Linked DNA regions of Homo sapiens: region 1 is linked to region 2. The links are chromatin contacts, found by Hi-C or POLR2A ChIA-PET in ENCODE. All regions are on one chromosome and are shown on one strand. Each heading gives the region's core, a stretch centred on a gene start or an enhancer-like site at or near the end of the contact. The rest is flanking DNA. Distances are from core to core; before and after follow the strand shown. Region 1 has its middle 18 kb from the start of LINC00544. Region 2 has its middle 14 kb from the start of LINC00297.

Region 1 (2,700 bases), core at 12-2,511, 52 kb before region 2:
AACTTAGCCGGGCATAGTGGTGGGCACCTGTAATCCTAGTGACTTGGGAGGCTGAGGCAGGAGAATCACTTGAACCCAGGAGGTAGAGGTTACAGTGAGCCAAGATCACACCACTGCACTCCAGCCTGGGAAACAAGAGTGAAACTCCGTCTCAAAAAATATATATATATACTTTCACATCTCCATTGGAAATTTTTAAAAGAAACTTTTTTTTTCTGTTTAATTGATGCCAGGTACTCAACTCCCAATGCCATCACTCCCACCAATGCAGACTCAGAGGAAGAGTTGCAGGAAGCAGGGATCCTACTGGTCTTTCTGTCACTATAACCCAGCCCTGGCATGGAGCCTAGCACATGGTAGGGGCTCAAAGGACATTTGCTGAATGCATGAGTGAGTAAGTCAGCTGAGGGTGCCATGGAGGGGGCTAGAGGACGCTGTGCTGCAACCAAGAGCTCAGGGCATCCTGCTGTCCTTGGAGCAGAGGGAGGTTTTGCTGGGACAACAGAAGACCAGAGAAAGTGAAAATCACACTTTGTTCTTGCCCAGATATCTCAACCCCTCTGCCATCCAAAAATCACATTTCTGTTTGGTATACTAAATGTTTATTGAAACTTTTGCTATATGTAGACTCTATGTTAAACTCTAGGGATACCAAAATAAACAGGACATTTTCTCTACCGGCAAAGATCTCTCAGTATGGTAAGAAAAAGAATGATTTTTTAACTAAAAGGTTATACCTCCATGTGTTACATTTTGGACTAAGCTGAAGCAATATTTTATTTTTTTAAATCAGGTAGATGAATCAGTTTGAATTGCCATTCTGTGTGTCTCTCTATTTCCTAAATATTTTGCGCTGAAATAGCACAAGAACAGCGGCACATTCCCACAGACGGCCCCTGACGGGACTGTGTTTGGGCCGAGTCCATATTTCCTCCGTCTCTTGCATCATTTGTTCTTTGCCCTTTGCAAATCTCAGCACCATTTCCTCCAGAGCAGCTCCTGGAATTTTCGATGGGAGCTGTCACCTGGAACCAGCGAGCTTTCTCTTTCATACCTGTCATAGAAGGAGCTCACTTCTCACGAAGACCCGCCCATTTTACCCCCGACCCCGCTGTGACGTTAGGGAAAGTTTCCTTCTCTAGAAGTGTCTAGAAACATGCTTGGCTTTAACTAATGCATCTAGAGTGTCCCATCTGTTTAACAGCACTTTGCTCAAGGAGCCCACGTACTTGTGTTCCACTTCCTGCCTTGGCGACAGTCTCCGCAGGACAAGCCCGGCCCATCGCAGAAGCCCCGTGTCCTGTAGATGAATGAGAACTTAGACAGCTAACATTCTACCTGATGCTGGAACTCAAGGTCCTTGACAAATGACCATGTAGCTTACATTCTGAGAAGTGACAGTGACCTCTCCATTGTTGGAGAGTGCCATTTCCAATTCTGAGCACTTTAGTTTGTTAGAAAGCTTTTTTCAGCAAGTTGTTTTCGTCTATTGAACTCAAAATCAACCTCCTTGCCACTTCCTTCCTTATTTACTTCCTCTGTCTTTCCCTTGACATTTACTCACTCTTTGCTCCTCTTCTGTCTTGTCCTAAAATAAAACCGATTTATTCCTTCGTCCTCACAACACCTCCTCCAATATTTGAAGACAGGAAGATAGTTCCTTGTTTTCTCTCTTCCAAGCTAAACACACTCAGAGCCTCCGGCCAGCCTAGATCAGGAACCGTTTCTAAAGCCCTCAGCACCTCCACCCTGCCTTTCTAAATGAGACATCTTAATTATAATGCCTTGTAGCGAACATTATTTTCCAATTATCATCTGACCAGCATATAGTGTTACTGTTACTTATTATCTGGACACGGTATTTTTATTTAATGGAGCTTACAATTACATTCGCTTTTTAAAGCGACTGCATTACTCTGTTGGATCACATGAGCTTTTGGCCGAAGAAAAAGTCCAGATATTTTGAAAACAGAACTGATGGCAATTAAAGCAGATCTCCCCCGTTATGCCATTGCGCAATCAATTTCTGGACCTAAATGTGTTGGTACAATACCAGCTATATTGACGTAAGGGTATTCTTCAGAGTCATCCCAAGCTAGTTTCTGGCTTGTCACTGGAACCCAAGCTCTACCTCTGTACCCGGTGCCTGCCCACTGGAATGTAAGGTCCTCAGTTTCAGCAGCCCAGCTTGGGTTGAGACAACATCTCTGCTTTTTTTTTTTTTTTTTTTTTTTGAGACAGAGTTCTGCTCTTTCGCCCAGCCTGGAGTGAAGTGGTGCAATCTCAGCTCACTGCAACCTCTCCCCCACCACCCCATCAAGGGTTCAAGTGATTCTCCTGCCTCAGCCTCCTGAGTAGCTGGGATTATAGGCACCTGCCACCATGCCTGGTCAATTTTTGTATTTTTTTTTTAGTGGAGATGGAGTTTTGCATTGTTGGCTAGGCTAGTCTCGAACTCCTAATCTCAGGTGATCCCCTGGCCTCAGCTTCCCAAAGTGCTAGGATTACAGGCTCTGCTTCTTTTTTAATTTTACCTAGTACCAAGCACAAACTGTGGAAGAAGTCAATTCCTAATTAATATTTGTTGAATGGCTGAATGAATGCATCGTATGAGGCTTTACTAACAACAGTTGTTTCCCAGAACGAGCTAAGATTGCCATGAAATGCATAGACTCCTTGCATGCTTTATGTTGTATTTCT
Region 2 (2,700 bases), core at 8-2,507:
AACAAGCCCTCCAGATGATTCCTGTAACTGCTAAAGTTCGAGGACCACAGGTGTTATGCATGGGTGTGTTGCAGTGGAGCTGGAAAGGAATTGCTGTTAAGTATTTCAGCTGGGCACAGTGGCTCACAACTGTGATCCCAGTACTTTGGGAGGCTAAGGTGGGAGGATTGTTTGAACCAGAAGTTCGAGGCCAGTGTGGGCAACATGGCAAGACCCCCATCTCTAAAAACATTATTTTTTTTTTTAAAAAAAAAAAAAAGGACAGTAGTGTGTGAGGTGGGCCTGGTGGCTCATGCCTATAATTTTAGCACTTTGGGAGGCCAAGGCAGGAGGACTGCTTGAGCTCAGGAGTTTAAGATCAACCTGGGCTACACAGTGAGACCTTGTCTCCACAAAAAATAAACAAAATTAGCCACGATGGTGGTATACACCTCTGGTCCTCTACTCAAGAGGCTGAGGTGAGAGCATCACTTGAGCCCCAGAAGTCAAGGCTACAGTGAGCTATGAGCCATTATTGTGCCACCACACTCCAGCCTGGGTGTCAGAGCGAGAGCTTATCTCTACAAAAAAAAAAAGAACAATAGTGTGTGGAAGAAGCTCATTGTTCTAGGGAAGCACAGAGTGCAAGGCAACTCCATCACCCCATGGAGAGGACTTTCCACAGCCTATTTCTTTGCACTGAATGATTCCACTCTTAGGATGAAATGTGCAGTCTTCTTGATCCAATATTGTATTGATTTGAAGTGTCCATTCCAAGTGGCTTCCAGAAGGAAGTAAAACAACTCAAATTAAAAAATATCTCCATTCTTTCTTGCTTATGTTCTTTGATCAAGTTGTCTTTGTGCTCTTATGAAATGGCTACAGCCCAGTCCTCACAGCCCAACATAAGTTTGCCAAAAGATACTCTGGGAATCCTAAATGGTTATCAATGATGTCACCTGATAGGCAGCATTAGATGTCCACACGATGCACTTAGAACAAACACTTCCTACATACAATGACACTCATTTTCTTTCGTTTTCCTCTTCTCTTCTTTTTTCCTCCCTACATCATCTTTAGCTGAGAAGGTAGTAATGCTGCAGACGAGCTCTCCTTATCAAATGTATCAGGCCTGGACACAGCTGTGTGGGAAGCAAGGCTGCTTGCGATGTCAGCCGCCTCCAGGATCTCCTGGGTCAAAAGGACTTATTTTGCAGTTGAATCTGTTGTGTCTCATGTTTTTCTGCTTCTCTGGAGAGGAATGCCCAAAGAGGCGTGGCTGAGAGGTTAACCACAGTTATGCAGACAACAGCTGGCTGCTTTTCTCATCGCTTCCTAAGGGTTTAATTTTGGATCCTGTCCAAATAGCTATGTTTTGGATAGAAAGTGGGAAAACAGCCCAATTGAGATTGCTTTAGTTGCCTATATGATGGACATCATCCTCATAGGTTTCAACTGGAGGCTTGAGGTTATGTTTTCAATGACTAATATATGTCTTTATTTAAATTCCATCACAGGAAAACCTAATACCTGCTAGTCACAGCTGTTGAAAATTGTATAACTACAGTCTACCATTAATCGAATGCTTGCAATGTGCTAGGCGTTATGTTGATATTTCCTGCTATAACCACATGTCAACTATCTAAAGGAGGTTTTATTACCCCATTTTGCAGCTATGGAAACTGAAGCTGAGAGAGATTAAGTAATTTGTTCAGGGTTATATAGCAAGTAAGTTGCAAGATTGGAATTTGATTCAGGTGTGTCTGACTCCACCCTGTTATGGCGTCTCTCTGATATCCCTGTAGTGAAGGGATAAAATGATGACATTCATTTGGTTAAAGAACACTGATTCCGTCTTCTAGAAATGTGCTCTGGCCAGGCTCAGACACAGCATTCTAGACCAATGACTGCATCACTGATTTCTTATCAGCCTAAAGCTGATCAAATTGCAGGGGAATTTACTGATAAATGATAGATTCCAGAGCTGGCAAACAGGTTTTTCGCGCCAATTCTGATTATTTTTTCATGCACGCATGAAGTGCTGTGTTGAGAAAGTGTCTGAGGCCACATGTGAGCCCAGGGGCAAGGTGTACTCTGATGGATAAGGTGACATCTGGCCTGGCATCAAGAGAGGCAACTACAGAGGATATGATAAATATTTTGTAATATTTGATATATTGAATTGGGTGCCAAGTGTCCTAAAATTTAGGCTCAGACCTTGAATTTAGATTTTATAATAATTGCCATTGAAAATTAAGTATCATAAAAATGCGCTCAGTAAAATGTGGTGTTACCTCATCAGTTCTGTGTGATGTGGGAGATGATGAAACACCACAATAGATTGGATTAGAATTGATGCAAGCATGCTTCATTCTAAGGAAACCTACACTCAAAAGATTACAAATTATGAGATTCTCAACCTTACAAAAGGATTACTGGGATGCTTTTAAAGAGTAACATCACCTCAGCACTACCCCAAACACACCCAATGCATGCAAAGAGTCTTTCATGATCCCATTCAAGATGGAAGAGGGAGTCAGAATAAGAAACTAAACTTGCTATTGTTGGCATATTGTTAATACTATCCAATGTGATCTACAGATTCAATGCAATCCTTATGAAAATTCCAATGACGTTTTTCACAGAAATAGAAAAATAATCCCCAAATTTGTCCAAAACCACAAAAGACCCCAAATGGCCAAAGCAATAATGAGCAAAAAG

Evidence for each region. A loop is a pair of places that touch in the nucleus more often than their neighbours do. ChIA-PET counts read pairs that join two places held with the same protein, here RNA polymerase II (POLR2A). Pooled maps may share reads with other maps.
Region 1: a map of naive thymus-derived CD4-positive, alpha-beta T cell shows a loop between it and region 2 (5-fold over the local background). The contact joins two enhancer-like sites. A Hi-C loop is called at or near these places in 1 of 168 maps with a recorded cell type or tissue (naive thymus-derived CD4-positive, alpha-beta T cell) and 3 of 50 pooled maps. POLR2A ChIA-PET finds 5 or more read pairs at or near these places in 7 of 52 experiments (AG04450, CD4-positive, alpha-beta memory T cell, CD8-positive, alpha-beta memory T cell and 4 more).

What each region holds. Positions count from the first base shown.
Region 1 is chr13:29,953,097-29,955,796 of GRCh38, reverse strand. No RefSeq gene overlaps it. Among named protein-coding and RNA genes, the nearest start is that of LINC00544, 18 kb to the right of the region's middle. Within about 2 kb of position 1,261, at least 5 of the 41 ENCODE cell types and tissues checked have a DNase peak (open chromatin) inside an H3K27ac peak, as active enhancers do.
Region 2 is chr13:29,901,033-29,903,732 of GRCh38, reverse strand. No RefSeq gene overlaps it. Among named protein-coding and RNA genes, the nearest start is that of LINC00297, 14 kb to the right of the region's middle. Within about 2 kb of position 1,257, at least 10 of the 41 ENCODE cell types and tissues checked have a DNase peak (open chromatin) inside an H3K27ac peak, as active enhancers do.